2 separate regions of the Homo sapiens genome follow, and region 2 is linked to region 1. A link is an interaction called in ENCODE POLR2A ChIA-PET data of the cell type or tissue named here. Cell type or tissue: A673. All regions are shown on one strand. Links, peaks and the distances in the headings refer to the core of each region. The heading gives the core; the rest is flanking DNA. Region 1 overlaps NFKBIA (NFKB inhibitor alpha). Region 2 overlaps PRORP (protein only RNase P catalytic subunit).

What was found. Peaks named below come from ENCODE experiments on the same cell type or tissue, not always from the same donor. Only the 100,000 strongest peaks of a DNase experiment are listed, where the experiment ranks them.
Region 2: POLR2A ChIA-PET joins it to region 1 with 10 read pairs; 22 of 35 experiments call an interaction of 5 or more read pairs at or near these places.

The regions. Positions count from the first base shown.
Region 1 is chr14:35,386,374-35,402,077 of GRCh38, reverse strand. It overlaps NFKBIA (NFKB inhibitor alpha), which reads left to right. Exons shown (of 6, transcript NM_020529.3): 6 at 18-565. The coding sequence ends at 65. It also overlaps the pseudogene RPLP0P3. Among named protein-coding and RNA genes, the nearest start is that of NFKBIA, 11 kb to the left of the region's middle. RefSeq lists a silencer at 10,781-11,075. In A673, for the core only: no CTCF peak of the experiment used is centred there; no DNase peak of the experiment used is centred there.
Region 2 is chr14:35,149,989-35,165,692 of GRCh38, reverse strand. All of the region lies in intron 4 of PRORP (protein only RNase P catalytic subunit), which reads right to left. All of the region lies in intron 4 of PRORP-PSMA6 (PRORP-PSMA6 readthrough), which reads right to left. It also overlaps the pseudogene SEPTIN7P1. Among named protein-coding and RNA genes, the nearest start is that of PRORP, 35 kb to the right of the region's middle. RefSeq lists enhancers at 5,456-5,750, 12,307-12,808. In A673, for the core only: no CTCF peak of the experiment used is centred there; a DNase peak (open chromatin) is centred at 9,462; H3K27ac peaks cover 2,407 bases.

The DNA of each region.
Region 1 (15,704 bases), core at 1,631-4,130:
TTTCCCCTTGTTTTCAGCTGCCCTATGATGACTGTGTGTTTGGAGGCCAGCGTCTGACGTTATGAGCGCAAAGGGGCTGAAAGAACATGGACTTGTATATTTGTACAAAAAAAAAGTTTTATTTTTCTAAAAAAAGAAAAAAGAAGAAAAAATTTAAAGGGTGTACTTATATCCACACTGCACACTGCCTGGCCCAAAACGTCTTATTGTGGTAGGATCAGCCCTCATTTTGTTGCTTTTGTGAACTTTTTGTAGGGGACGAGAAAGATCATTGAAATTCTGAGAAAACTTCTTTTAAACCTCACCTTTGTGGGGTTTTTGGAGAAGGTTATCAAAAATTTCATGGAAGGACCACATTTTATATTTATTGTGCTTCGAGTGACTGACCCCAGTGGTATCCTGTGACATGTAACAGCCAGGAGTGTTAAGCGTTCAGTGATGTGGGGTGAAAAGTTACTACCTGTCAAGGTTTGTGTTACCCTCCTGTAAATGGTGTACATAATGTATTGTTGGTAATTATTTTGGTACTTTTATGATGTATATTTATTAAACAGATTTTTACAAATGAGTTATCCTGATCATTTTCTTCAGGCTGCCGTGGGCCTCCGGTTCTGAAGTTCCATCCTCCGGCAGAGGTGGAGGTGGAGCAGTGTGAGGGAGGAGGTAACTCCCAGCAGCTTCTCACACCTGACACCCAGCCTCCAGCAAAGCTTTGCAGGCACCCTGGGCCCAGTGTGTGGGAGGGAGGCTGTTGCAAGGTTATAGGAAATTACCAATCTCAGGCTTGGGGTGGAAGCATGCTGTTTGGCCTGTGGTTGGAGACCTCTCCGTTGTCATTCTGTCATCCCGTTGATTTAAACTTCCTGGACCCTAATTGCCAGTTGAGGAAATTATTTTGGCCAAGAAGAATATGCTGAATTCATATAGAGCTGGGAAAGATCTCACTAATACAGGAAGTTCCTAAGGACATAGGCTCAGAAATGGGACTGCACTGACATTTGTTAGCAGATGCTCACCTCTGAGCCTCAGTTTTCTCATTTATTAGCTGGGCTGTTGTGAAAATTACATAAGACAATCCACGTAAAATGCATAGCAGAGCGGCAGGCACGTAGTGCTAAAGAAAAACAAGCTGTTACGCAACGTTCTTTATGTCATACCAGGAGAAACAAGTCCAGAGAGAATGTCCTGTCTAGGGTCACCTTGCAGGAGAAATAGGTGGTTAACATATTTCATACGTGCTCGTTTTGGGGTAAACATCTTTTAAGAGCATTCCATCTCTTAAATCTATGTGTTATTGGCTGTAGTAGAAAAGTAATAAAGGCTTGAAGGGTCTTATCAGTTCAGTCTACTGATTGTACTGGACGATTCTACAGGAGCAAATGTCACAAGAAACCAGTAATGTGAAACTTGGCTTAGATGCTCTATCTTGAGGTTTTCATCCCTAAAATGGCTCTCTTGCCTAGGTAGAGAGAAGAATAAAGATGGGTATACTGAAAGCCCAGACTTTACCGCTATACAATATAAAAAATCTGCATTTGTACTCTGTAAACATTTTTATTAAATTTTTGGGGGATAGGGTCTCACTCTGTTGCCCAGGCTGGGGTGCAATTGTGCAATCACAGCTCACTGCAGCCCCAAACTCCTGGGCTCAAGCGATCCTCCCAACTCAGCCTCCTGAGTAGCTGGGACTACAAGCATGCACCACCATGCCTGACTAATTTTATTTGTAGAGACAGGGTTTCTCTATGTTGCCCAGGCTGGTCTGGAACTCCTGGGCTCAAGAGATCCACCCACTATGGCCTCCCAAAGCACTGGGATTACAGGTCTGAGCCACCACACCCAGCCAAAACATTTCTGAGGAAAAAGTAAAGTTATTGCATTCTAGAAAATGCAGAGTAGTGTATAAATGCAATTCATGTCTTTGACTTATACCTAAGAAAAAATTATTACATTATCCCTTTCCTGATCCACAAACGATGTCAAAGTCAAAAGAATATGGTCACCTTGGACCAAAAAGGAGCCAGTATTTAGTGGTCTTCCACATATAAGGAGTGTTACTACAGACTGGTTAAAGCCAATTCTGCCCCAATTCTTTCTCTTTCTTTTTTTTTTTTTTTTTTTTTTTTTGAGATGGAGTCTTGCTCTGTCGCCCAGGCTGGAGTACAGTGGCATGATCTCAGCTCACTGCAACCTCCACCTCCCGGGTTCTAGCGATTCTCTGTGCCTCAGCCTCCCGAGTAGCTGGGATTACAGGTGCCTGCCACCACGCCTGGCTAATTTTTATATTTTTAGTAGAGACAGGGTTTCACCATGTTGCCCAGGCTGGTCTTGAACTCCTGACCTCAGGTGATCTGCCCACCTCAGCCTCCCAAAGTGCTGGAATTTCAGGCGTGAGTCACCGCGCCCAGCTCTGCTCCATTTCTGTAGCCTTAGTCCATCCGGAACCCAGCACTGGCGGTCCCTCTACCAGTCTTATTCTCTGTCAAAGTGCCCGGGTTCTTCCCTGAAATTCCTTGTCCATCCCCAAGCACCTCAACACAGGTGTTAAATGACCTACCACAGGAATTAGGTCAGTTAGGTTCAGCTCTCAGCTAAGTGGGAGAGGTAAGATGGGAGTGGGGTGATATCCCCACCCTCATTCTCAAAAGAACAAAGGTTGGAAACTTGGCTCCCCAATTTTGGAACGATGCCCTTAGTACTTTCTACTCAGTCAAATGTGACTCTTCTTCCCTCTGTAAAGGGGTTAAATTTGTGCCAATTCACCCATACGCTGTCTCTAGTTCTGTGCTAGGTTGTAGAAACAGGACAAAGCTGTGCGCCACCCCCTCATCCCCAGCCTCCTTAGAGCCCAGCTCTTGCATAGGGGCGTCACCCTCCATGGTCAAGCAAGGGTGGGCCCCTTCTCACCCACTTGGGCCCAGTCTCCCACCTTTCTAGGCTTCAGCTTTTCTTCTTTCTAGGTCCTAAACCTTGGAAAAGGTTCTGTCATCTGCATAAATCTCGAGGTAGCTGGGCCCAGTTAAGCACTGAAGGCTGCCCCGGTTCCTTACTCTCTAGCTCTTCTCCCCATTTCTCATCCCCCCCCCCACCTTTTTTTTGTGTGTGTGTGATAGGGTCTCACTCTCTTGCCCAGGCTGGAGTGCAGTGGCATGATCTCGGCTCACTGTAACCTCCGCCTCCTGGGTTCAAGCAATTCTCCTGCCTCAGCCTCCCGAGTAGCTGGGACTACAGGTGCACACCACTACACCCGGCTAATTTTTATATTTTTAGTGGAGATGGGGTTTCGCCGTGTTGGCCAGGCTGGTCTCGAACTCCTGACCTCAAGTGATCCACCTGCCTTGGCCTCCCACAGTCCTGGGATTACAGGTGTGACCCACCACACCCAGCCCTCCCTGCTTTTCTTTTCTTTTTGTTTTAAATTTATTATCTTTCTGTCCTGCCTGTTGGTTGGGTGACTGGAGCCTGGAGTTCCCTAAAGGAAAATTTTAGAAGGGAAACATTCTAATCTGTAGAAAATCTTCAAATTCCTAAGCAAACAAGAGCAAAAGATCTCAAAGTAAACAGGCCAGCAGACGGAGAGTCTTCTTTAATGCACTTTGATTTCCTCCAAGAAGTTACAGATTGTGTGGGGACAGGTAGGACTAAGAGTGCCTAGAGAAAGGGGAAGTGATATGAGGGGGAAATAATATATCACATCAGCAACTTCCTTGAATTCAGTTCCTTGATTCCTTCTGCCTGCCTTATCCATCAGGATACATTTCCTGTAGCGGCCACGTGTACCAAGTCCTTCCAGAAAGTAAGGATTTTTCTTTAAAGAGGGAACAAACTAGTCTGAGCAATCTGAAGACCTTCCCCTGGGGCCTGGAAATTCAGAAGGCTGGGAGCTTGGGTGGATTTGCATGGAAAGTTCAGTTGCTACTGGAAGTGATTAAGTGGTGACAGAATTGAGTCTGTCAGATGGGTCTTCCTTCCCCAAGACTTCCCACCCCCGTACCCACCCACTCCCCCACCCCCAGCTTTCTGCCAGATTTTCATTAACTTGCCTTAAGTGTAGCTGAAATTTCATTTGGCAAGAAAAGTCTGAGTTGTGGAACTCCAGTCTGAAACATGCCCAAGAAACATTCCCCAACCTCTGGTGCCTGGACAAGAATATCCTAGGCTGTTTCCCCATTGAAAGAGAGCATTACAGAAACTGAAACTGGACCTCACCTGTGTTTCCCTCCTAGAGAAGTACGACTCTCCAACCCATTCCTTCATTTGCATCAAAAAGAACTATTCTCCAGGCCTCCTGCCAAGGGCAGGAATAAGAGGAATAAGTCATGGCCTCTGCCCCTAAGAGCTCCTTGCTTAGGTGGAGAGGGAGACAGACAACTGCATGGAAAGGCGTGATGAGATGAAAGCCCATAGCACGGGAGCTGAGCCCAGGCACCAGCGCGGAGTGCAGGTGGGAGAGACGGGACCCGAGCTCATATTCCAGTTAGCTATTTACCTGCCAGTACTATATTATCTTATCCCATGCCCCAAGTGACTGTGGCAGGCACCCTTTTCACAGGGGGCAGGAAGTATGACCCAGCATCAGCCAATCTGAGTCATTGACAAGTAGGACTGGACTCTGAACACTGACATGAAAATAGGGCCAAGGCCCACAAACCGGCCAGCAATCCAGGTAAGTGTGACCAGGTGCGGGGGCTCATGCCTATAATCCCAGCACTTTGAGAAGCTGAGGCAGGAGGATCATTTGAGCCCAGGAGGTCAAGACCAGCCTGGGAAATATAGGGAGAGCCCATCTCTACAAAAAAAAATACATTAAGGCCAGGCACGGTGGCTCACACCTGTAATCCCAGCACTTTGGGAGGCTGAGACAGGCGGATCACCAGAGGTCAGGAGTTTGAGATCAGCCTGGCCAACATGGTGAAACCCCATCTCTACTAAAAATACAAAAAGTAGCCAGGCCTGGTGGTACGTGCCTGTAATCCCAGCTACTTGGGAGACTGAGGCAGGAGAATCACTTGAATCCAGAAGGCAGAGGTTGCAGTGAGTGGAGATCGTGCCATTGCACTCCAGCCTGGGCAACAAGAGTGAAACTCTGTCTCAAAAAACAAAAAAGAAAGAAAGAAAGAAAGTCAGCCTGGGTCACACAGCCAGTAAATGGCAGAGCCAGGCTCTAGGTATATATTCCTAACCTGGGGATAAAGCAGCTTCCAGGCCAGGCACACTGGCTCACTCCTGTTATCCGAGCACTTTGGAAGTCTGAGGTGTGCAGACTGCTTGAGCCCAGGAGTTCGAGACCAGCCTGGACAACACAGTGAAACCCCATCTCTGCAAAAATACAAAAAATTAGCTGGGAGTGGTGGTGCGCACCTGCAGTCCCAGCTTTCATGCACGTCCGTGTGAAGAGACCACCAAACAGGCTTTGTGTGAGCAAAATGGCTGTTTATTTCACCTGGGTGCAGGCGGGCTGAGTCCGAAAAGAGAGTCAGCGAAGGGAGATAGGGGTGGGGCCGTTTTATAGGATTTGGGAAGGTAATGGAAAATTACAGTCAAAGGGGGTTGTTCTCTGGTGGGCAGGGGTGGATCTCACAAAGTACATTCTCAAGGGTGGGGAGAATTACAAAGAACCTTCTTAAGGGTGGGGGAGACTACAAAGTACCTTCTTAAGGGTGGGGGAGATTACAAAGTACATTGATCAGTTAGGGTGGGGCAGGAACAAATCACAATGGTGGAATGTCATCAGTTGAGGCTGTTTTTACTTCTTTTGTGGATCTTCAGTTACTTCAGGCCATCTGGATGTATACGTGCAAGTCACAGGGGATGCGACGGCCTGGCCTGGGCTCAGAGGCCTGACACCAGCTACTCAGGAGGCTGAGGCGGTAAGATTGCTTGAGCCCAGGAGGTGGAGGTTGCAGTGAGCCAAGATGGTGCCAGCCCGGGCAACAGAGCAAAGCCCAGTCAGGGAAAAAAAAAAAAAAAAAAAAGCAGCAGCTACCAAGCACACACAGGAATTAACAAAAGTGTTTTCAGGTCATCAATCGTCAATATGTTCCTTATGTATCTGTTGCTATACTACCAAAACTGGGCAAATATTACAAAGGATGGTTTGAATTTCTGATGTTTTATGTTAATGGAAATACTGTCTCATGGAAACTATATAATAATGCAGAAAATGCAAGTTCTGAGACCTCAGGAGACCCCAGTAAACTGAACAATCCTGTGGGACTCAGACAGGTATCCTACTTCATCTTCTCTGAAATCTTTTTTTTTTTTTTTGAGACAGAGTCTCACTCTGTCGCCCAGCCTGGAGTGCAGCGGAGCGATCTCGGCTCACTGCAAACTCCGCCTCCTGGGTTCACGCCCTTCTCCTGCCTCAGCCTCCGGAATTGCTGGGACTACAGGTGCCCACCACCACACCAGGCTAATTTTTTGTATTTTTAGTAGACACCAGGTTTCGCCGTGTTAGCCAGGATGGTTTCGATCTCCTAACCTCGTGATCCGCCCGCCTCGGCCTCCCAAAGTACTGGGATTACAGACTTGAGCCACCGCGCCCGGCTGAAATCTTTACTATTGTTTCATAAGGTGCTAAATTAAGGAAGTGAGGCGCGTCTACTTCCAGGAGTTTCCAGTTGTGTGGTCTGGGTTTGGTTCTCACCGAGGCTCAGGTCTACCCAAAGTCACCACATTAAACATTTTGGTCAGACTTTTAAAAACTTAACAGTATTTTAATATTCATCTCTGGGGATGCCCCAAACAAACAAGCAAATGCAACTTTTTTTTTTTTTTTTTTTTTTTTTTTTGAGACGGAGTCTTGCTCTGTCGCCCAGGCTAGAGTGCGGTGGCGCTATCTCTGCTCACTGCAAGTTCCATCTCCCGGGTTCACGCCATTCCGAGTAGCTGGGACTACAGGTGCCCGCCACCACACCCGGCTAATTTTTTTTTGTATTTTTAGGAGAGGTGGGGTGTCACCATATTCGCCAGGATGGTCTCGATCTCCTGACCTTGTGATCTGCCTGCCTCGGCCTCCCAAAGTGCTGGGATTACAGGCGTGAGCTACCGCGCCCAGCCGCAAATGCAACTTTTTAAGGATCAATGAATGAACTTCTTTCAGGTGAAGTGTTTTAATACCAACTTAGTTTCAAGTTGATTTTTAACATTCTCCTTCGCAGGCCTTCCCACCTCCGTCATTGAGAGGCAATTTCCCAAGGCAGGACCTTGCCACGTGGCCCACTGTATGTTTCCTAGCTACTGGACAGCTGGCTCTATAGACTCTTCCGTGTACATAAATTCAGTCATTCTTTTCTCAAAACACAGAGTAAACCTCTGGTTTGAAAGAGAGACTCAAGCCTTGGACACACAAATATCCTGCAATCTACAAGTCAAACGGGAGTGGAAGCTTTCATTTCTTAGAGGCTAGAACCGGGAATAACAGTACCCCCAGCAGACTGACCATGAAGGGTTCTGTCTGTGTGTGCACAACTTCCCAGGCCTGAAATGTGTGCAGCAAGGATGTCCTCAAGGGGCTCTTGTGCACGTTGCCCTCTACCCATGGTCCCCACAGCGGGACCAGCTCCACACACAGGGAAGAATGGAAAGGACACCCAGAGCCAACCTGGCCCTGGGACCTCCCCTCCTGGCTTTCACGGCTCCTCAGATTGGGTCAGTCACACCGAAAGGACTTTCTGGAAGGAGCGCACCAGAATTTCTGTTCTGGGAAGATGGTGGAAGGCAGAGCTGAGTTCATTGCTTATGGAGGGGAGAGAATAGCCCCTGCACAGAGCCTCCATCGCGGCTGCCAGGGGAAGTGGAGAGGCTAGGATCTCACTGAGAATTTCAAGATTGGTTTAAGGAGGGCCTTTCAATGCAGGGGCTTGCTTGGGATTGGGGGAGATAATGATACAGTAGTTTCAGGTTGGTGGCAACAGCTAGGCGAGGGGTTTGAAATGTCTTAGGTGTGAAATGTCTGTTGATGCTTCTATTAAATAAAGCTCGCCTATTGAAGAGTTGATGGGCCTCTTGGGAAATTCCTGTAATAAACAATGAAGTTATTTGCCTGGGCAAGAGACTCTTGGAATAGTAAAGTTATTGTACCAAAGACAGTGGGAGAAAAAAAGTCATGTTAATGCAGACAATAAACTTGGAGGTGGAAGGGGATAGTTTCTGCCTCAATCTGACTAGTCATTAGGCCTAAAGACCTGAGGGCTAGGACACATGTCAAGTATCTTTCAACACATTTAAAAAGTTAAAAATTCAGGAAATGGACCCACGACAATGTTGGAGGTCTGCTAAGCAGGACAGGGAGCATGGAGGAGGGGTGCATTAAAAAACAAGCCTCGGGCCAGTCTGGGTGGCTCACGCCTGTAATCCCAGTGCTTTGGGAGGGCGAGGCAGGCGGATCACAAGGTCAGGAGATCGAAACCATCCTGGCTAACACGGTGAAACCCCGTCTCTACTTAAAAAAAGACAACAAATTAGCTGGGCTTGGTGGCGGGCGCCTGTAATCCCCGCCACTTGGGAGGCTGAGGCAGGAGAATCGCTTGAACCCAGGAGGCGGAGGTTGCGGTGAGCTGAGATCCACCACTGCACTCCAGCCTGGGCGACAGAGCGAGACTCGGTCTCAAAAAACAAACAAACAAAAAAACAAGCCTTACCTGTTTTAGAATCTCACCTATCACTGACGAGCCTTAGCTCCAATCCCATCACACTATAATTCACACTGCAGAGGACCCAGCTAATCCAGCTATGGGTGAATAATAATGGTAGTAGGTGTCATTTATGAAACAATGACTATATGCCAGGCATATGTGATCATCACAGGGGGACATTATTGAGGAAACCAAGGTTCAAAGAGGCTTGGTAACTTGTCTGAGGTGATGAAACCAAGAAAAGTGGCCATTCTGGGACTCAAACCTGCTCCCTTTGGCTCCAAAGCTCTTTGTTCCCAGACTGGTCAGGGTGAGCCTCCTCATTTTACTGAAGATGTTCAAGGCTTCTCAACAGCTGCCATTTTCCAGTGCAGCTGGTGTTAATCTTACATGGCCCTGGCCACCAAATAAACTTATTTTACTCTGAGAAGTCATTTGCTACTGTTTCTATTGTGTAAAATTTTTCTCATAGGAAACATTGAAAAGATACCTCATAGGAGTGTGTGAAAAGTAAGTGACAGATGCTGTAAGTCCATAGGAAATGGCATGAGCACAGCTGTCTTAGACTGTTCAGGCTGCTACAGCCGAATTCCATAGACTGGGTTGCTTATGAACAATAGAAATTTATTTCTCCGGCTGGGCGTGGTGGCTCACCCCTGTAATCCCAGCACTTTGGGAGGCCAGGGTGGGCAGATCACGAGGTCAGGAGTTCAAGACCAGCCTGGCCAACATGGTGAAACCCTGTCTCTACTAAAGATACAAAAAATTAGCCGGGCATGGTGGCACGAGCCTATAATCCCAGCTATTTGGGAGGCTGAAGCAGGAGAAGTGCTTGAACCTGGGAGGCGGAGGTTGCAGTGATCCGAGATCGCACCATTGCACTCCAGCCTGGGTGACAGGGCAAGACTCTGTCTCAAAAAGAAAAAAAAAAAAAGAAAGAAAGAAATTTATTTTGCCACAGTTTTGGAGGCTGCAAAGTCCAAGATCAAGATGCTAGCAGATTCTGTGTCTGGTGAGGGCCAGCTTTTCTATTTGAAGATGAGGCCTTCTTGCTGTGTCTGCACGTGGTGGAAAGGGCCAGCTAGCTTGCTGGGGCTTCTTCTATAAGGGAACTAATCCCATTCAGGAGGGCTCCATCCTTATGACCTAATCACTTCCCAAGGCCCCACCTGACACCATCACCTTGGGGATTCAGATTTCAACATATGGATTTTGAAGGGACACTAACATTCAGTTCATTGTAATAGCCTTAGGTGCCATCTTGACACCCAAGACTTGGCTGCTGGCAAAGAGGCTCCAGGTAGCTCTGGTCCCAGCTCAGGATACTATCCCAGGAGGGTTTTTTTTTCTTTTTTTCATTTTGGAGATAGGGTCTCACTCTGTCACCTAGGCTAGAGTGCAGTGGCACAATCATGGCTCACTGCAGCCTCAGCCTCCTGGGCTTAAATGATCCTCCCACCTCAGCCTTCCGAGTGTGTGGGATCCCAGGTGCATGTCACCAAGCCCAGCTAATTTTTTTTTTTTTTGAGAAAGAGTCTTACTCTGTTGCCCAGGCTGGAGTGCAGTGGCGCAATCTTGGCTCACTGCAACCTCCACCTCCCAGGTTCAAGTGATTCTCCTGCCTCAGCCTCCCGAGTAGCTGGGATTACAGGCATGTGCCACTATGTGCACCTAATTTTTGTATTTTTAGTAGAGATGGGGTTTCACCATGTTGGCCAGGTTGGTCTCGAACTCCTGACCTCAAGTGATCCTCCTGCCTTGGCCTCCCAATGTGCTGGGATTACAAGTGTGAGCCACCACACCCAGCCCTGGGATGGTTTTTGACAGCAGAAACCTACCAGCAAAGGAGAAAAAACTCTGCCTCCTCAGAGGCTGCAGGGAAGCCACGGCTGAGGTAATTGTGTGATTAAGTTTTGAGCCCATTTCCAGCTGACCCACTGGGGTGGAGATGGGTATAGAATGAAGACGCCTGCGAGGCCTGTCTGAGGGGAGACCTGGGAAGGCCAGGTCCTGGGAAGGCCAACAACCAGGAACACCCTGGGTGGCTCTCATGACAGAGACAGCCTTCAGAGCAATCGATCATTCTCCATTGGAGGTTCAGACCAACCTGGCTCCCACTGGAGGCCCTACTCTCTACACCATGTAACCCTGGGCTAGTGGCTTAACCTCTCTGAGACTCAATTCCTCATCTCTAAAGCAGGGTGACCGCAGCTGCCTTGCAGAGTGGCTGTGAGGCTTAGCTATGACTCATGATGTCTGTAAAGCTCTGGCAAAGTGCCAGACACATAGTAGGCACTCAGTAGGTGACAGCTTCAATTAGGATGATTAATTATCACTAATGTGAAGAGCATCTGACAGCCCTCCCTGTAGGCACGTTGTTCCCTGCAAGCCAAAACTTCCTGTTCCCCTACTCATAGGGTGGCCAGGACCTGAGGAACCAGATCCTCTAAGGACAAACTGGAACATCTAGTCTTCCTCTTGACCCTCCCTGACTTTGTCCCTTGCCAGTGGGGAGCCCCCTTCACCAGGCCCTTCCCAGCCTCCAACACCTGCTCAGCGCAGCCCTGACCCACGGGAGCTGCCTTGAGGCTGGGGGGCATGACCCACCAGGTGGAGGCATGAAACGGAGGGCTGTCATGGGCCCACCCCAGGTGCAAGCCTGGAAGGCCCTGGACCTCTGGGAGTCCTCTCAAGTCATGGAAGGTGAGAGAAGCCTCTGCTCCTGTGGTCAGCAGTGGGCCAGGTGGCAGATCGCTGACGGTAATGGGGATGCAACTCAGTAGGGAAGCCCGACCTGGTTAGAGAGAGATGAACACCCCCTCCTGGGGCCTTGCCTGGAGCCCTCTGTGAGGGGGTCAGCAAATCAGGCAGAACCTTGGGCCCTCAGCCCTCCCCATCCTGCCTCTGTAATGCAGAAAGTGGGCTTTATTATAAATGCTTTCCTTTTCTTCTACCACTGGTGGGAAAGGCGGGGAAGGAGAGAGCCTTGCTCTAGTGGCAGCACTAGCTGGGAGAGAATGAGGGAGGGAGGAAGGCTGCATCCCCGCAAACGCCCCTCCTTGTGCTTTGCTCTTCAGCAGAAGGGGAAAGCTCGACACCGTTAGAATAGTGCAATCCTGGCTGGGCCTGGGGCTCACGCCTGTAATCCCAGCACTTTGGGAGGCCAAGGCAGGTGGATCACCTGAGGTCAGGAGTTTGAGACCAGCCTGGCCAACACAGTGAAACCCCATCTCTACCAAAAATACAAAAATTAGCCTGGCATGGTGGCACGCACCTGTAGTCCCAGCTACTTGGGAGGCTGAGGCAGGAGAATGATTTGAACGGAGGAGGTGGAAATTACAGTGAGCTGAGATCATGCCACTGCACTCCAGCTGGGGGGACTGAGCGAGACTCCTTTTCAAAAAATAAATAAATAGATAAATAAATAAATAAAAGAATAGTGCAATCCTACCAATAAACACACAACCATGCCAACATGTTCTCCCCACCAAGATTCTTGGTTATAAGCCAAAGAAACTAATGCTGGATACTTTGGACAGAAAGGAGATTTGTGGGCCAGGCATGGTGGCTCACGCCTGTAATCCCATGACTTTGGGAGGCCGAGGTGGGTGGATCACTTAAGGTGAGGAGTTCGAGACCATCCTGGCCAACATGACAAAACCCCATCTCTACTAAAAATACAAAAAACTATCCGGTGTGGTGGCGGGCACCTGTAACCCCAGTTACTCAGGAGGGAGGCTGAGGCAGGAGAATCACTTGAACCCAGGAAGTGGAGGTTGCAGTGAGCCGAGATTGTGCGTGAGATTCCGTCTCGACAACAACAACAACAATAACAACAACAAAAAGAGATTTGTGAAGAGGATTTGGGGAAGCCTTAAGATTCTCCGGGTGACCTGGAGAGCAAGAGAGATCCGCTGAGCTCACTCCTGCAGCCGACCTCCCGCAACCCCTCATGCTGTGCCCAGAATGCATACAGGTTTTCCCATTGTTAGCCTCTGATTCAAGGTCTGGGCAGCCTCCGTCAGATGCCACACAAGGGAGGCTGGGAAAGTGATTGTCTTGCATTTGTGCTTCAAGACAGTGCATCCCCTAAACATAGGAAATGGGTTCAGGTGACAAATGTCCCAAGATGTCAACAGCGGTTTTTGCTGGGTGGTTGTCTTCTATGGTGTTTTAAAAAAAGTATTATTTAGAAGTTCAAATATACACAAATGTAGACACAATATTAAAATAGATATCATCTCTAGCTTCGTTATCAGCTCACGGGCAATTGTGATATTGTGAAATATATATTTGGGCCTTCTCTCACCAGGCATCCTCGTGGAAGTGACATCGTGTTGGCCTGCGTGGCCATCCCTGACACACCGCCGTGATGCCCAGGGAAGACAGGGCGACCTGGAAGTCTAACTACTTCCTTAAGATCATCCAGCTTTTGGATAATTATCTGAAATGTTTCATCATGGGAGCAGACACTGTGGGCTCCAAGCAGACACAGTAGATCCACCTGTCCCTCCAAGGGAAGGCCGTGGTGCCAATGGGCAGGAACCCCATGATGCGCAAGGCCACCCAAGGACAACTGGAAAACAGCCCAGCTCTGGAGAAACTGTTGCCTCCTCTGCAGGGGAATGTGGGCTTTGCGTTCACCAAGGAGGACCTCACTGAGGTCAGGGATCTGCTGCTGGCCAATAAGGTGCCAGCTGCCACCCGTGCTGGTGCCATTGGCCCATGTGAAGTCACTGTACCAGCCCAGAACACTGGTCTGGGACCCGAGAAGATTTCTTTTTTCCAGGCTTTAGGCATTACCACTAAAATCTCCAGGGGCACCACTGAAATCCTGAGTGATGTGCAGCTGATCAAGACTGGAGACAGAGTGGGAGCCAGCGAAGCCACACTGCTGAACACGCCGAACATCTCTCCCTTCTCCTTTGGGCTGGTCATCCAGCAGGTGTTCAACAATGGTAGTATCTACAACCCTGAAGTGCTTGACATCACAGAAGAAACTCTGTATTCTGGCTTCCTGGAGGGTGTCCGCAATGTTGCCAGTGTGTCTGCAAACTGGCTACCCACCTGTTGCATCAGTACCCCCTTCTATCATCAGTGGGTACAAAGGATGCCTGGCTCTATCTGTGGAGACTGATTACACCTTCCCGCCTGCTGAAAAGATCAAGACCTTCTTGGCTGATCCATCTGCCTTTGTGGCTGCTGCCCCTGTGGCCACTACCGCCACGGCTGCTCCTGCTGCTGCGGCAGCCCCAACTAAGTTTGAAAACGAGGAGTCGGAGGAGTTGGATGAGGATATGGGATTTGGTCTCTTTGACTAACCACCAAAAAGCAACCAACTCAGCCAGCTTTATTTGCAAAATAAGCAAATAAAGGCTTACATTTTTTTAAAAAAAAGTATGCATATATTTGGTCTTCATCCAGTTTCCTGGCATACAACTCCTAAAATCCTAGAATCTCTAAAGTGACATGCCATTTTCTGTATACGAATGAGTTGACTGTTGGCTGGCCACTCCCAGCAGCTTGCTGGTCACTGGAAAGACCAGGGAAGGATCAGAGGGTTGGGACTTTCAGTCCCACCCCTGCCTAACCTCCAGGGAAGGGAGAGGGGCTGAAGGTCAAGTTGATCACCAATGGCCACGGTTTAATCAATCAGGCCTACGTAATGACGCTTCCATACAAGCCAAAAAGATGGGGTTCAGGGAGCCTCCAAGCAGCTGAACACATGGAGGTTTCTGGAGGGTGATGTGCCCGGGGAGGGCATGGAATCTGCGTGCCCCATTCCACATGCCTGGCCCTGTGCATCTCTTTATCTGCATCCTTTGTAATATCCCTTATCATAAACCGATAATATAAGTAAAGTGTTTATCCGAGTTCTGTGAGCCACTCTAGCAAATTAATTGAACTCAAGGAGAGGGTCTTGGGAACCCAGATTTAAAGCTGTCAGTCAGAATCACAAGCAAAACAACCTGGGGCTCGCGATTAGCGTCTGAAGTCTTGTGGGACTAAGCCTCCAATCCGCGGGATCTGAGGCTGTTTCCTAGGTAGACAGTGTCAGAATTGAGCTGAATTCTGCTGCTTGCTTGGTATATGGGGAGATACCCCCACACATCTGGTCACTGAAGTATCTGTGTTGTTTAGTAAGAAAATAGGGGGAGCACTTTGGTTTGTTTTTTTCCTGTATCCTCAGAGCAATTTTATTTCATTTATACTTTTATCCATCTCCCTCTCCCCATTTCAAAGTAATACAGGAGTTAAGAAATTACTTAGGCAGATAGTGAGGGTAGGGAAGTCCTCGGCAAATTTTCCTTTTAATGAAAAGCAGCCCCAACTTATTTTCCTTTCTAACAAAGAGCAGCCTATAAAATCTAGCTGCAGGGACATAGATGCCAGCAATTGTGCCAATCATGTTCAAGATGGCGGCTCCATCTTCTTTTCTCTTTATCCGCCAGGCGTACAGTAAGGAGCAGACAACATGGCGCTGGTCAACGGGAGAGTTCATTTACATAATAAGATTAGGGCAGGGCGTCCAGCATTCCCGGTGCTATGTAAATCTCATACTTGATTGAACCAATCTGTGAGCCCTATGTAAATCAGACACCGTCTCCTCAAACCTGCCTTTAAAATGTGGCACATCTGCTGCCCGCTGGTCTTTTCCACTGGGAGACCTTTCTCTCTCGTAGAGTACTGTTTCTCTTTCTCTTCTCTTCTGCTTATTAAACCTCCACTCCTAAACTCCTCGTGTGTGTCCGTGCCCTAAATTTTCCTGGCACAAGACAAAGAACCCCAGGGTATGTCTTAGACAACACAGCTGCTTCAAAAGTAAGCAGCAGTCGTCATATCATGTAAAGTCATCCCTATTTTAGTACTTATCCCTAAAACAGGAGGACTATGCTTTAAAAATATAACCTTTACCCCTTTCCTCACTTTCCCTCCCCCCACCTTCTTTAAAAAACAAAAATAAAACTATAACTTAATACTACAATCACACTTTAAAAAACTAACAATAGGCCAGTCACCTTGGCTCCTGCCTGTAATCTCAGAACTTTGGGAGGCCAAGGTGGGAGG
Region 2 (15,704 bases), core at 8,410-10,909, 240 kb after region 1:
AAAAAACCTTACATTTTAAAGGGCACATGACATGAGACTCTGGGAAAAATGAAAAAAATCACCTAATCGTCTCCTCACAAAATGTTTAATTGTGAGATTAAAGAAAAAAATCCTACACACTTCCAAGTCAAATAAATAATATCATAAACTTACATAGTGCTTTCCATGTGCCATGTAGATCACAATGCTATTAAGAAACAAAAATTCTAAGTGCTTTACATATACTTTCTTATTGCTGTAACAATGGTATGAGGTAGATATTATCATTTTTCCCACTTAACAGATTAGGAGAATAAAGCATAGAAAAGTTAAGCAGATCACCTAACTAGTAAATGGTGAACTTGGGGTTCAAAACCCAGAAGTTCATTCTCTTGTACTATCCCTCAGAGCAACAGAAATCAAGCTGGACCCCAGCTACTCAGGAGGCTGAGGCAGGAAGATTGCCAGAGCCCAGGAGTTCCAGGTCAGCCTGGGCAACGTAGTAAGACCCCATCTCAAAACTAAGAAATTCAAGCTAGAAATCCCAAAAGCCAGAAGACATCAAAACAACTATGTTTAAGGATCATGGAGTAGTTTACACACGGGGCCTAAACCTCTTGGCACATGCACTATAATAGTTATTTCCTTCTTCCTATACGGTACATTTTAATAGTGTGGCCTGTATTCTTAAGCAAGGCGTGCCAATCAAGACTGCTGCCCTTCCCTGCAAGGTACCTGCAAACAATGGGAGAGAAACTTTGCAAACGTCCTTCATGAGTTTTTTTTGGCTGGGAAATCCTACTTTCTTTGATGTGGTCTCCCTATTTTATTTAAGGAGATACATCACTCCCACTCCCCTACTCCCTCCCCAAAAGAGACTAATAAGGACTAATGGAATTTCACCTGGATATGTCTAATGAAGGATTTTTCTTTTTTCCTTATTTTTATTTATTTCAGTATTTCAACTTTTATTTCAGATACAGCAGATCCATGTAGAGGTTCGTTACATGGGTATACTGTACCCAGGTAGTGAACACAGTACCCAGTAGGTAGCTTTTCAACCCATACCCCACCCCCTCTAGCAGTCTGCAGTGTCTGTTGTTCCCATGTTTATGTCCATGTATGCTCAATGTTTAGCTCCCATTTATAAGTAAGAACTTGCAGTATCTGCTTTTCTCTTACTGAATTAATTTGCTTAGGATTATGGCGTCCGGCTCCATCCATGTTGCTGTGAAGGACATGACTTTGTTCTTTTTTATGGTTGCATAGCATTCCATGGTGTATAGTACCACATTTTCTTTATCCAGTCCACCACTGATTGGCACTAGGTTGATTCCACGTCTTTGCTATTGTGAGTAGCGCAGCAATGCACATATGAGTGGATGTGTCTTTTTGGTATAATGATCCATTTCCCTTTGGGTATACACCCAGCAGTGGATTCCTGAGTTAAATGGTTGCTCTGTTTTAAGTTATTTGAGAAATCTCCAAGCTGCTTTCCACAGTGGCTGAACTAATTTACATCCCATCAACAGTGTATAAGCATTCCCTTTTCTCTGCAGCCTCATACTGGTACAAAAACAGATATAGAGACCAATGGAACAGAATGGAAAACTCAGAAATAAAGCTGCACACTCACATACAACTGATTTTCGACAAGGCCAACAAAAACAAGCAATGGGGAAAGGAATTCCTATTCAATAAATGGTGCTCAGATAACTGGCTAGTTATATGTAGCAAAATGAAACTGGACCCTTACCTTTCACCACATATCAAAATTAACTCAAGATGGATTAAAGATTTAAATGTATACCCTCAAACTATAAAAATCCTAGAAGAAAACCTAGGAAATACCCTTCTTGACATCAGCCTTGGCAAAGAATTTTTGGTTAAGTCCCCAAGAGCAATTGCAACAAAAACAAAAATTGACAAGTGGGACCTAATTAATTAACTAATTAAACTAAAGAGCCTCTGTATAGCAAAAGAAACTATTAAAGTAAACAGACAACTTACGGAATAGGAGAAAATATTTACAAACTGCATCCAACAATGGTCTAATATCCAGAATCTACAAGGAACTTAATTCAACAAGCAAAAAACAAATAACCCCATTAAAAAACAGGCAAAAGACATGAACAGACACTTCTCAAAAGAAGGCATACAAGTGGCTAATAAACATATGAAAAAATGCTCAATATCACTAATCATCAGAGAAATGCAGATTAAAAGCACAATAAGATGCCATCTCAAACCAGTTAGAATGGCTATGATTACAACATCAAATAATAAGGTGTTTTTTTAACTGCAGGTCACAACACCTTACTAGGTCATGAGATCAATTTAATACAGTTGCAACCAGCATTTCAGGGAGAAATAAACAGAACTAAAATAGAGTGCAACAAATACAGCAAGAGTACATAATTTTTTTATGTATACATTTTTTTTCATTTATAAATGTATTATTACATAAAATGTATATTGTATCTGTGTTGTGTTAAAAAACGCTTAAAAGCCACGGGTAATAGGACTCTGTCACATATATAAAACATGATTTTGCCCCAGGGAGCATTATTAATACATTTTATCAGAGGCCTATAATATTTACCTCTGGTAAGTTTATTAAAGAAAGTGCCAGAACCCAAGTTATAAAAATTAGCTCTAATAGATATTAGATATATCATAAAACTACAATAATCAAAATAGTGTCATACTGTTAGGAATGCAGATTAGTGAATCAGAACAGAAAGTCCAAAAAGAGACCTAAATATTTATATGAAGAATTTGGTATATGCTAAAAGTAACATCCCGCTTTATCCCTAGTGGGGTAAAATATGGGTTGTTAAATGATGTTGACACAATTGGCTAATTAGCTGGGGAGGAAATTAAGTTGGAACTATACCTCACATCAGAAAAAAATTCCAAATGGATGAAAAATTTAGAGAAAAACAACAAAAGTGAAGGGAGCAAAAGGAAGTTTTTTGTGTTTGTTGGCTTTTCAATAACCTTGCAACAGAAAAAATCTTTCTAAATATGAAACCCAGGAGCCATAAAAGGAAAGTCTGACAAATTCGAATATTTTAAAGTATACATAGAGAAAAAAAATAAGCCTCAAAAATTGTAATTTAAATCACAGATGATTTTTCAAATAAAGAGCTCCTAAAATTAATATGAAAACAGTCAATAACTCAAAAAACAGACAAGACAGGAGCAGTTTGCAGAAAATAAATATAAGTGCCTCTTAAACCTATGAAAATATGCTCCACCACACTCCAAGAAAATTGTAAATTAATCCTATACTGCAATTTTATTTTTTTACTTCATATAGGCAAAGATCAAAATGTTTGATAACACACTGAATCTTCAAGGTGCGGAGAAAGAATTCTCATATTTTGCTGATCACAGTATATACTGTTAAAATTTCCATGAAGGCCAATCAAAATTAATATGTCTCCATTGTGCTAGCAATTCAATTTGTGGGAATCTATCTTATATCTATCTTGGAATATGTGAGAAATTACAAATGTGTAAGATGATTCACTGTGACACTTTTGTAATAGTGAAAGATTTGAAACAAGTTAAATACTCGTTAATAGGAGACTCAATGAATAATTAAATTATGGTCATTCCATACAGCTAGAAAGAAGAAAAAAGAGAAGGGGAAGAGGAGAGAGAGGAAGGAGAAAGAAGATAACCTATTTTTCAATCTAGAAATATAAAATGATAGCCCACTATCAACTAGATGAAGGACTGAAAAAGTTTCCCTAAAAAATTCTCAATCATCTAGAATCATGAGCTAAAGATGCATGCTCCCTAGCAGTTAGGTATCATTTCCAAGTATTAATACATTATCCTGTAAATTCCAGATAGAAAAGAATTTACTTACAAGTTTAAAGTTATTTCTTAAATCTTGACTGATCTTTGGAGAAATAGATCTAACTCAGGTAAAGATAGTTTAGAAATTAAATTTCTAGACAGAATCAGCTATATTATTTTTAATCCCACTCTTCTTCCTTTTCATATCATATTCTTACAGATTTATGGAGAATAGCTCAAAGAAAGGGCAAAAGGCAATATATTTTTAATTATAAAATCTTGCTCCCAAATTAGAAAGAAACAAATCAGGCCAAAAAATAAAAAAGGCAGTAACACAGCCTGAGTCCTGCAAACCCCAAAATGCTGTTAACTACTTTAAAAAAAGAAAAAATTCTGCTTTCATTCAAGGAGTTTGTCCATGCTTACACACCCTGGAAATCCCCTCTGCTTCACACCTAACCCAGAATCTGCTCTAAAGTGCCAACACAGTGTCTAACTTCCCTTCGTCCTTGGAAGGAAATGTGTAGAAAATTTAAGCCCCTTCACCGATCAAATCGCTTCACTTCTCTGGGCCTTACGTTCCTCAGGAATAAAGTGGGGTTATTAACACATACTTCGAAGGGCTATTGTAAGGACTCAAGAAAATTAAATGATTTGACTGTAAAAAGTCTATACTATAAAAGCCCCTGTATGTGCTTTAGGTAAATAATAATACCACAAGTTTTACCAATAGTTTGTCAACATTTATAACTCTTTGGGTTTTAACACTGGATACCAGGAAAGTAACTTTGCCTGCTTCCTGTTCCTGACTGAGAAATGGGCTCCGGTCTTCACATGGCAGTAGAGTAGATGAATCCCTGAAAGGACCCATAACCTAACTGCTTCCACATGTATAAGAAAAATATGTCTACATTTCAGTTGTTTCCAGGTATTCTGATTCAGGGGCCAAAAAGACCATTTAGCTTGTCGCCTTCAAAGGGCACTAGACTGAGGTAAGATCGATCCCTTTGTAGTATGCATGTATGCATGGTTCATAAATCATGTTTTTTGGCTGAGGATTGCCTGTAGTGCATCCTTAAGGATTACTTTATGCTTTACAATGTGCATATGTCTTCTGATCTATCCTCAAAACAAACTTGTGAGAAAACAGATGCAGACAGAAAGACCAAATTAATGACAACAAAAAAATACAGAATCTTTATTTCTAATTCCCAGTTTACTAATGACTTCATTGAGTTGAATGAGCTGTTTCCTTTCTTTATAAAGCAGAAACAATTTATCAGTCACTTGCAGAAGCCATCAAGTTTTCAATGTTCCCACAGAAATGAAGCAGAATTTACTACCATCTATACTCAATTCTATTGCTAATTTTTTAAAAAAAGAAAATAGTTTGGGCAATTTTTGTCCTCTTTTAGTGAAAAAAATCGGAAGCAGAGAAGAGAATGAAAAAGGAAAAATTTAAATTCCTGAAATTTCTAGTGCATAAATTCAACAGTAAATCTGACTAATGTTAAATATGTAGACAGTAAATCTTTGTGCACTGCAGTAGTAACAGAGTAGCCTGTGAAAGTTATCCAAGTGGAAAGCAGAAAGGAAATGGGAAGTGATTTTACTCTGAAAGAAAACCAAAAGGTGAAAGAGTCCAACAGTAAATAGGACAGGCAGGAATACTCAGGTAGAAATCTTGGGGATATCCCAGGAACATTCATCAGCTCAAATGACGTGTCTTGTACATCTCATCAGTGGTTTTCCCTCCGCTGTCTAACTTATACAAATATCTGAGTAACTCAAGAGCAACGTACAACTGGAAGATGAGTCATTCCACCAGTAATCAACGAGATTAAGGGAAATTCTATTTTCCTGTGAACTTTGGCACAGTTTGAATCTGTTTCATTATTCCTGCTAGGAATCACTACGAATCCAGGTTTGCACACCTTTTCTTCTGCCATTATCAAGCAAATAATAGTAAGCTAAGTGTTAGGTAATTTCCCATCCTCAGAAAACATACACCAGTCTCATAAGGAGGCAGAATTACCAGTATGGTTAAACAGCAAGTGTTACTGAGTCCAAAGATGTGGGTCTGAATCCTGACTTCATCACTTAACCTGTGTGGTTTCAGCAAGTTACCGAACTTTTCTGAGCCTCAGTTTCCTCATTTGTCAAGGAGAGAAAATACTCATTCCCTCAAAGTTATTGTAAAGATTAACTGAAATGGTAGCTATGACATAATAAATGTAAGCACTGGATTATTTAATGTATAAATAACTGTATTTATTACACACCTACTGGATGCCAAGCATTGTGGAAAATAGGAAAAAGGGTGTCCTGTCCCTCAGAGTTTCTAATCTGGTTGAAATAACAATAGATACTGATATGAAAAACTAAACAACACTAAAAAAAGAACACATAGTATAGGATCAATAGCCAGATGTGTGCCAGGGTTAATAAATGCTACAAGTTCAAAGGAAGAAAAGATAAATGCAGACTACAGGGGTCAAAAAAGGTTGTGTGACAGAAAAGGGACTGAGATAGTCACGAAGGAAAAACAGGATTTGGAGGTAGAAGTATATTTTAGATGAGGGGAAAAAGAAGAGGAAGAAAACACAAAGCAGTCTAGAGCCACTAATTAGCTGGCACTGGCTGACGCACGTGTCTGTAGAGGAGAGTGGCAAGCAATGAGGCCTGAAAAGTAGGCTGCGACCAAACTGGAGGAATTACTTGCAGGGCAGGAATGGGAAACTGCTGAAGGTTTTGAGGCAGGGGAGTAATAGGATTACATCAGTGTTTTGAAAAGAATGACCTGGAGTGCGAGATCCACTGCTGATTAGGAGAGGAGCGTCAACAGCAGCACCGTGGTTCTTCTGTGGATTTCTTCTGTTGGAATCTGGACGACTGGAATGATGGAAATGTGTGGGATTTGCCAATCTCCCAAATCAAGTATCCAGAGAATCAGTGAAGAGAACGTTTGAATTCACACTTACGGTGGTGGGAAATCCAGGAAAGACAACATTAATCAACTCATGATTCCTCATAGATTTGCATTCTCCAGAATATCCAAGTCTTTCTCATAGAATTATTACTAAAAAGACTGTACAGGAGGAACAATCCAAAGTTTTAATCAAGGAAGGTAGTGTTAAGTTGCTGCTCACAATAGTTGATACCAAATAGGATTTGGAGATGCAGTAGATAATAGTAATTGCTGGCAGCTCGTCATCAACTACATTGATAGTAAATCTGTGGACTACCTAAATGCAGAATCACAAGTGAACAGATTTCAGATGCCTGATAACAGGGTGCCGGGTTTATACTTCACTGCTCCTTCAGGACATGGAATTAAACCAGATAATAACTTTAAAACAGATAATGAAAGAAATCTAAGAACTTAAAATATATAAATTTCCAGAAACAGGTGAAGAAGACAACAAGCTTGTTAAAAAGAAGAAGGACCATTTACCTCTTGCTTAGGTAGGTAGTAATACTATATCATTGAACTTAATGGCAAAAGGGTTAGGGGAAGGCAGTATCCTTGGGGTGTTGGTAAAGTTGAAAATGGTGAACATTGTTTTTACAATTCTAAGAAATATGTTGATAACACATATGCACGATTTGAAAGATGTTACTAAATGCCCACTATGAAAGGAGAAAACTGGCAGTTGTGACTTATAATGGAGTTGATAACAAATAAGGGCTTACTAAGAGCCTTCTGGCACAAATGGAAGAAGAAAGAAGGGAGCATGTAGCTAAAATGAAGAAGACGGAGCTGGAAATGGAGCAGGTGTTTGAAATGAAGGTAAAAAAAAAAAGTTCAAAAACTGAAGGACTCTGAAGTTGAGCTCCAATGGCAGTGCCATGAGCAAATGAAAAAGAAGCATAACACAAAGAATTAGAGAAGAAACAACATCAGTTTGAGGATGAGGATGCAAACTGGGAAGCTCAACAACATATTTCAGAACAAAACTCTTTGAGAACCTTCAAAAAGAAAAAGAATAAAGAGATCTTTTAAACTATTGATCAATAGTTACGTATTATTAATAGTTACGAATATCCCAACTTGGACATCAGTGTTTGTTGGATCCATTTGACCAATTTGCACCAGTTTTATCCATAGTGATAGATTTAACAGCATGACAAAAATTATTTTGTTGTTGTTCTTAATGGAGATTAAGATGCCTTGAATTGTTTAGGGTGTTGTGTACTTATTAATAGAAAGTAACAGGCCAGGCACCGTGGCTCACACTGTAATCCCAGCACTTTGGGAGGCCAAGGCAGGCAGATCACTTGAGGTCAGGAGTTCGAGACCAGCCTGGCCAACATGCTGAAACCCTCTCTCTACTAAAAATACAAAAATTAGCTGGGTGTGGCAGCGGGTGCCTGGGTTTTAAACACAAGTTTAGCTTCACTGATCACATAGTTTACAGGAACAATGAATGCTGTGGTTTGGATCTGATCATCCAGCTCTGCTAATCTGGTACTTAATAATCAGTTCTTGTTTACTAATAGTCATCTGACGTTTCTCTGATTGTAAGTGGAGAAGCCTTGTACCATCAACACAATGGTGAATGACTTGGGAAGAAACCACATCCAAAAATATCCACAGGTCTGGCCCATGTTTAGGATAGGCTCCTAAGTATATTTTGAAAAAAATGAACGTCCGGGCGCGGTGGCTCACGCCTGTAATCCCAGCACTTTGAGAGGCCGAGGCGGGAGGATCACGAGGTCAGGAGATTGAGACTATCCTGGCTAACATAGTGAAACCCCATCTCTACTAAAAATAAAAAAAATTAGCTGGGCGTGGTGGCGGGCGCCTGTAGTCCCAGCTATTTGGTAGGCTGAGGCAGGAGAATGGCGTGAACCCAGGAGACGGAGCTTGCAGTGAGCCGAGATGGAGCCACTGCACTCCCGCCTGGGCGACAGAGCAAGATTCCGTCTCAAAAAAAAAAAAAAGAAAAGAAAAAAGAAAAAAATGAACTACCATTATTAGGGCAAGAAATATTGACAACGACTACAAAAAAAGGTATTAATTTATGATAGGAACTTTCACCTAAGTCTAATGATTCCTAAGCATCTACTCTGCGAATAAGTTCTTTTCATTTCCCACTGACATTGTATCTGGGGACACTGTACCTTGATATGGCCTTATCATATTTTCTTGAAAAACACCCTCTGCCTATTTTTCTCATTTTGGAGAATTTTACAGGTTAAATAATCAAGATAAGCATTTATACTGCATGAATCTGCAAAGGAACTACAGTATTTTTATTGATATGACAGAATGCACTTTTGCCATTAGTGGTTTTTCAGTCAGCTTGCAAAGAATCACACTGTTAAAGCAGTGATCAGCCTAGAGAGAAGCCTGCTTTTGAGACAACCTGAGTTATCTGCTAATTCAAAACATCTGAACAAAAATATTCCTGGCACAAATGCAGTGAACTCATTACAAAAACAAAAACAAAAACAAAAATAAAACACCTATGTTTAAATTAGCCCTGTAGGTAGCTCAATCCATATGCATTCCACCCTTCCAATTTTAAGTCTCTGAAAGAAAAGCCAGCACTCTTTTAAACACAGGAAATCACATTTTACTTCTCTGCAGCTGCTTCATAACCAAGGAAAATGCAAAAGCAAAGAGGAAATGTGCCGGAGATCTTATTAACAAAGAGTGGAAATCCCCACACTCCACATCTCCCAGTTAGCACTGTTGGGGACATAGGCTCTCAGGTTCATATTTCCCTTTGTGAAATGCCTAACCACACCAGAATTAATCTGCAGTTGCCACCTATGATAAAAGCAGGGGTTGTGCACACTGGAGTATTCCACATTGCCTCTTCAGCTATAGCTTTTACCACACAATGGATTAACTTGTACAGGATTTTTTCAAACTCCTCCCCTAACCCAGAAAAAAAATGTTAATAACCTCTTTGCAAAGCAAAAACAATGCAGTACAGTAGGAAACCTTTATAGAATTGACTCTGAATCTAAATTAGTTGTTCTACTCTATTAAGAAATTTTATCTTGTGCGTTTCAAAAATGGAAAAAGAAACGTGCAAATGACATGACAATTTTCAGCATTTAAAAAGTATAATTTGCTTTAAGAAGGGGACTTTCATTCTCTATAGTGGTATTTCTGAACTGTTTATATCCTTTCTAATGAATATATACTATTTATATTATAATGAATATATAATATGTTTACTTGAGGAAATCTTTACTATAGGAAGATTAGGAAGATGTTGCTTCTGCATGAAAATCACTAAGAAAGCACTGTTTTATAATCTCCCTTTTCATAACTTCTATCCTGAAAGCATATGTGTATTTGTCAGCTTTTTTTTTTTTTTTTTTTTTTAAATAGACACCAGGTCTCGCTATGTTGCCCAGGCTTGTCTTAAACTCCTGGGCTCAAGCAATCCTCCCACCTCAGCTTCCCGAAGTGCTGGGATTACAGTTGTGAGCCACCACAGCTGGCCCTTTGTTAGCTTATAAAAAAAGATTTTCAAGATGAAAATCTTAAACATATATAAAAGTAGACAGAATAGTATAATAAATCCCCATGAACCCATAAACTAGCTTTATCATCTCATGACCAATCTTGTTTCATATATAACTCCATCTATTCCATCCCCTATTTCCCAGTTATTTTTGAAGCATATCTCAGACATCACATCATTTAATCCATAAATATTTCAGTGTTTAGCTCTGAATCTAAAGAGTTTGGGTCAGGCATGGTGGCTCACGCCTGTAATCCCAGCACTTTGGGAGGCCAAAATGGGAAATCACTTGAGCCCACGAGTTCGAGACCAGCCTGGGCAACATGGTGAAACCCCCTCTCTACAAAAAGTACAAAACTTAGCTGATGTGGTGGCAGGCACCTGTAGTCCTAGCTACTCAGGAGGCTGAGGTGGGATGATCACCTGAGCCCGGGAGGTTGAGGCTGTGGTGAGCTGTGATTGTGCCACTGCACTCCAGCCTGGGTAACAGATTGAGACCCTGCCTCAAAAAAAAAAGAGTTTTAACTCACTAGCATTATTAACCCTAAATAAAAATCAACAAAAATGTCTTAATAACTCCAATAACTGGTGTTCAGATTCCTCTGATTGTTCAAATCAGGAACTAAGGGCCCAATATGATCCATACACTGCAAATGGTTGCTTTATCTCAAATTGCTTTTATCTATAGATCATTGCTCCATCTCTTTTTTTTTTTTTTGGCAATTCATTTATTGGAAGAAACTGGGTTGTCTTGCAGTTTCCCACAGATGGTATTTGGTAATTGTACCCTTGAGGTGTAATTTAACATATTCCTCTGCCCCCTGTATTTCCAGTAAATTAGTAGTGAGCTCTAGATGCTTGATCAGATTCATGCATCTAGATTCAGGTTTGATATTTTCACATACCAAATCCTTAACTCTCCTATTTACTATTTCTTAAAATCTTGAAGAACCACGAGCCAAATTTCAACCTATAGCTAAAAAGTAGTGCTGGTTAATAAGGAGGTGTCATGTGCTCTGCTCAAGACATAACAACTTGGAATTTCTCCCTTTAGATATTAAGGAAAGGAGAAAGGTAGACTAAAGAGCTTCACATCATCAAAACCTCAACAACGATTTGATGCTGCCTTCCTTCCCTCCCAAACTGACACTGTGCTACATACAGACTCTGCACTTTTAATTCACCTAAATCACAACTTCCTGTTCTACTGTGCACTGTCTTTGGGGCTCCACTCTCATCTCTGTTCCCACTAGGAAAAGCTGACCTTATCTAACTTTTCTTAACACATAACTATGTGTTATGTGTTAGTTAGAAAGCCTTAACATTGCAGAGCTGGAGTGGGCTTTGGAGATCATCTGGTCCAACTGTCTCTGTTTAAAGACCAGGAAAAAGAACGAAAGTGCTGAAGTAACTTTTCCAAGGTTATTATAAAGATATATGTTAAGTTAGTTAATATTTATAAAGTACTCATAACAGTGACTAGCTTATAATAACCCTTATATAAACATTTGCTTTTTAAAAAGCAAGTTAAAATTAGTTAAGAAACAGAATTAGTACTTGAGTGAGGACCTCTTAAATTTCTCTAAGAACACAAATAATACTCCCTTCTACTTTGCAGTTTGGGGGAATAATGCACTCTACATATACCAAAATGTTCCAGATAACTGAGGCATGTTCCTTTAAACAACCAATTTTATTTCGTTTTAATCTTTTAAAGTCAAGATAATCCAAGATGGAAACTGTTGTCAGAAATATAGTATACAGTTTCCTTCATCAAATGAAGAACACTGAACACTATCTTATTAAACTTCTCAGTGACCCTTTCATTATGAACACAGGGAAGCTTAATGAATAGAACTCATATTTGGGAATCAGACAGATGTGCATTCAAATCTTAATTCTGTTACTTACAAACCTTGCTTGGCAAGTCACTTAACCTCTCTGAGGTTTAGCAAAAAAGGGGAGGCTGCCTTCCTTGTAGGATTGTCACAAAAATTAGAGATCCCTCTCTCCCCACGGTCTCCCTCTCCCTCTCTTTCCACCGTCTCCCTCTGATGCGGAGCTGAAGCTGGACTGTACTGCTGCCATCTCGGCTCACTGCAACCTCCCTGCCTGATTCTCCTGCCTTAGCCTCCCAAGTGCCTACAATTGCAGGCGCGCACCGCCACGCCTGACTGGTTTTTGTATTTTTTTGGTGGAGACGGGGTTTCGCTGTGTTGGCCGGGCTGGTCTCCAACTCCTAACCGCGAGTGATCCGCCAGCCTCGGCCTCCCGAGGTGCCGGGATTGAGACGGAGTCTCGCTCACTCAGTGCTCAATGTTGCCCAGGCTGGAGTGCAGTGGCGTGATCTCGGCTAGCTACAACCTCCACCTCCCAGCCGCCTGCCTTGGCCTCCCAAAGTGCCGAGATTACAGCCTCTGCCCGGCCGCCACCCCGTCTGGGAAGTGAGGAGCGTCTCTGCCTGGCCGCCCATCGTCTGGGATGCGAGGAGCCCCTCTGCCCGGCTGCCCAGTCTGGGAAGTGAGGAGCGCCTCTTCCCAGCCGCCATCCCGTCTAGGAAATGAGGATAGTCTCTGTCCGGCCGCCCACCGTCTGAGATGTGGGGAGCGCCTCTGCTCCGCCTCCCCGTCTGGGATGTGAGGAGCGCCTCTGCCCGGCCGCCACCCCGTCTGGGAGGTGAGGAGCGTCTCTGCCCGGCCGACCCGTCTGAGAAGTGAGGAGCCCCTCCGCCCGGCAGCCGCCCCGTCTGGGAAGTGAGGAGCGTCTCCGCCAGGCAGCCGCCCTGTCTGGGAGGGAGGCGGAGGTGGGGGGGTCAGCCCCCGCCCGGCCAGCCGCCCCGTCCGGGAGGGAGGTGGGGGGCGCCTCCACCCGGCCGCTGCCCCATCCGGGAGGTGGGAGGCACCTCTGCCTGGCCGCCCCTTCTGGGAAGTGAGGAGCCCCTCTGCCCGGCCACCATCCCGTCTGGGAGGTGTACCCAACAGCTCATTGAGAACGGGCCATGATGATGATGGCGGTTTTGTGGAATAGAAAAGGGGGAAAGGTGGGGAAAAGATAGAGAAATCAGATTGTTGCTGTGTCTGTGTAGAAAGAAGCAGACATGGGAGACTTCATTTTGTTCTGTACTAAGAAAAATTCTTCTGCCTTGGGATGCTGTTGATCTATGACCTTATCCCCAACCCTGTGCTCTCTGAAACATGTGCTGTGTCCACTCAGGGTTGAATGGATTAAGGGCGGTGCAAGATGTGCTTTGTTAAACAGATGCTTGAAGGCAGCATGCTCGTTGAGAGTCATCACCACTCCCTAATCTCAAGTACCCAGGGACACAGACACTGCGGAGGGCCGCAGGGTCCTCTGCCTAGGAAAACCGGAGACCTTTGTTCACTTGTTTATCTGCTGACCTTCCCTCCACTATTGTCCTATGACCCTGCCAAATCCCCCTCTGCGAGAAACACCCAAGAATGATCAATAAAAAAAAAAAAAAAAAGATGGATTAACAAAAAAAAAAGAAGAAAAAAAATTAGAGATAACTGATACAAAGATCCTAGCACAAAGATCTTAGCCTGACACTAAGAATTCAGTAAATGGTAACTATTATTCATTTATTCAACAAATTGAGCATCTTTATGTAAAGCACTATTCTGAGTTATGAGGATACAACAGTGTTCTAAACAGGCATTTAAAAATCCCTACCCTTGTGGTGCTTTCACTCTATACAGAGAAAAGATATATAGTAAAAGCTCTGTGTGTGTGTGTGTGTGTGTGTGTGTGTGTGTGTGTGTATGTGTGTGTGTAGCATGTCAGATAAGTGCTATGGAGAAAAATAAAGCAGAGATGGAAAATAGGGAGTGCTGGCAGATTAGAATGGGGATATGAAGGAAAGAGGGGAATCAAGGATGATTCTGACCTTTTTGACCTGAATAGCTAGAAGGAAAAAGTTGTATTTACTGAGATAGGGAAGACTATACATGTGTATAAAGATCGGGAGTTTGGTTCAGTGGTGATCAGAGGCCTTATTCTCAACATCTCAGCTGCTGCTCTTTCACACTGGTAGTTTTCTCTTCCTTCAGAAGTAAGCTGTCTGTCTTCAGCACCAGTATTACTGTTTCTAATCTAGTATCTTATTTACATTATTCTATTCTCTAAGAAGACCAAATGAAAAAGCAATAAAATCGATACATTTAAGCAATAGCTATAGAAAAACTAAATCAAAAATCCTAGGCAGAATCTTTTAAGAAAAATAACACTAAAAGTGTATCACTCTGGGACGTACCTCACTTCCAAATACTGTTTCTAAAAATTCACTTAGTAGATGATTATAAAGAACTCACAACACTTTTCCCATAAATAAAAATTAATTTAAAAATGGCTTGGTTTCCAAGCCAAATGATGCAATGGGTTATAGTATAACAGTAATAATGCCAACCTGAATCTGAGAGAGAAAAGATCACTCGCTGTAAGAAAGATAAGACTCTCTTGCCCTTAGCACAAGAAAAGTCAAGTATCTCCTTTGCACACTCCCACCTTGTTTCAACCTCCTAAAGGTGACTTTATCCCTCTGTCTCTAGCACACTACTCCACACAAAACTTTCCATTTGAGCACCCCCCTCAGATCAGCCCCTCAAAACGTTCTCTATGAAAAATCACCAACCCAACTCTAAAACAGCAGCAGCCAAACACCCATAGCCACACATAATTTTCATTTCCTTGTAAAGCCAAACTCAGCTAGGCTTTAGGAGGAAAGTACACTGCTTCAAGCTAAATCTCATAAAAAAGCCTGGATCCCAGCTGGTAGAATTTCAGTCAAGTGTTACATAAAAGAAAAAGAATGAAGAAATAAGGAAAACATTTGACATTGGGAAGGCCACTGCTAGGAGTGACCTGCTTGTCCTTTTAACTTTTTAACCTTCCTAAAATTCTGAATTCATTGATTTTTCTAGAAGCTTTACATTTTTGGCCAGAATTCTTGCACCGACATACCTGAATGGTAATTGTTTTAGGGCACCAGAAACCGTGCTGCTGTAAGACAGTAAACTTAATCAATAAATGTTGTGTGACTTCTGATTGCTCCACCAACAGCCATTTCCCCATCTTTCTCCCTCTGTTCAGGCCTCCCTATTACCTGAGACACAACAATACTGAAATTAGGCCAATTAATAATTCTACGATGGCCTCTAGGTGTTCAAGTGAAAGGAAGAGTCTCCGGTCTTACACTTTAAATCAAAAGCTTGAAATCACTGAGCTTAGTGAGGAAGGCATGTCAAAAGCTAAGACAGGGCTGGGCATGGTGGCTCACGCCTGTAATCCCAACATTTTGGGAGGCCGAGGCAGGCGGATCACTTGAGGCCAGAAGTTCCAGACCAGCCTGGGAAACATGGCGACACCCCATCTCTACTAAAAATTAGCCGGTGTGGTGACACATGCCTGTAATCC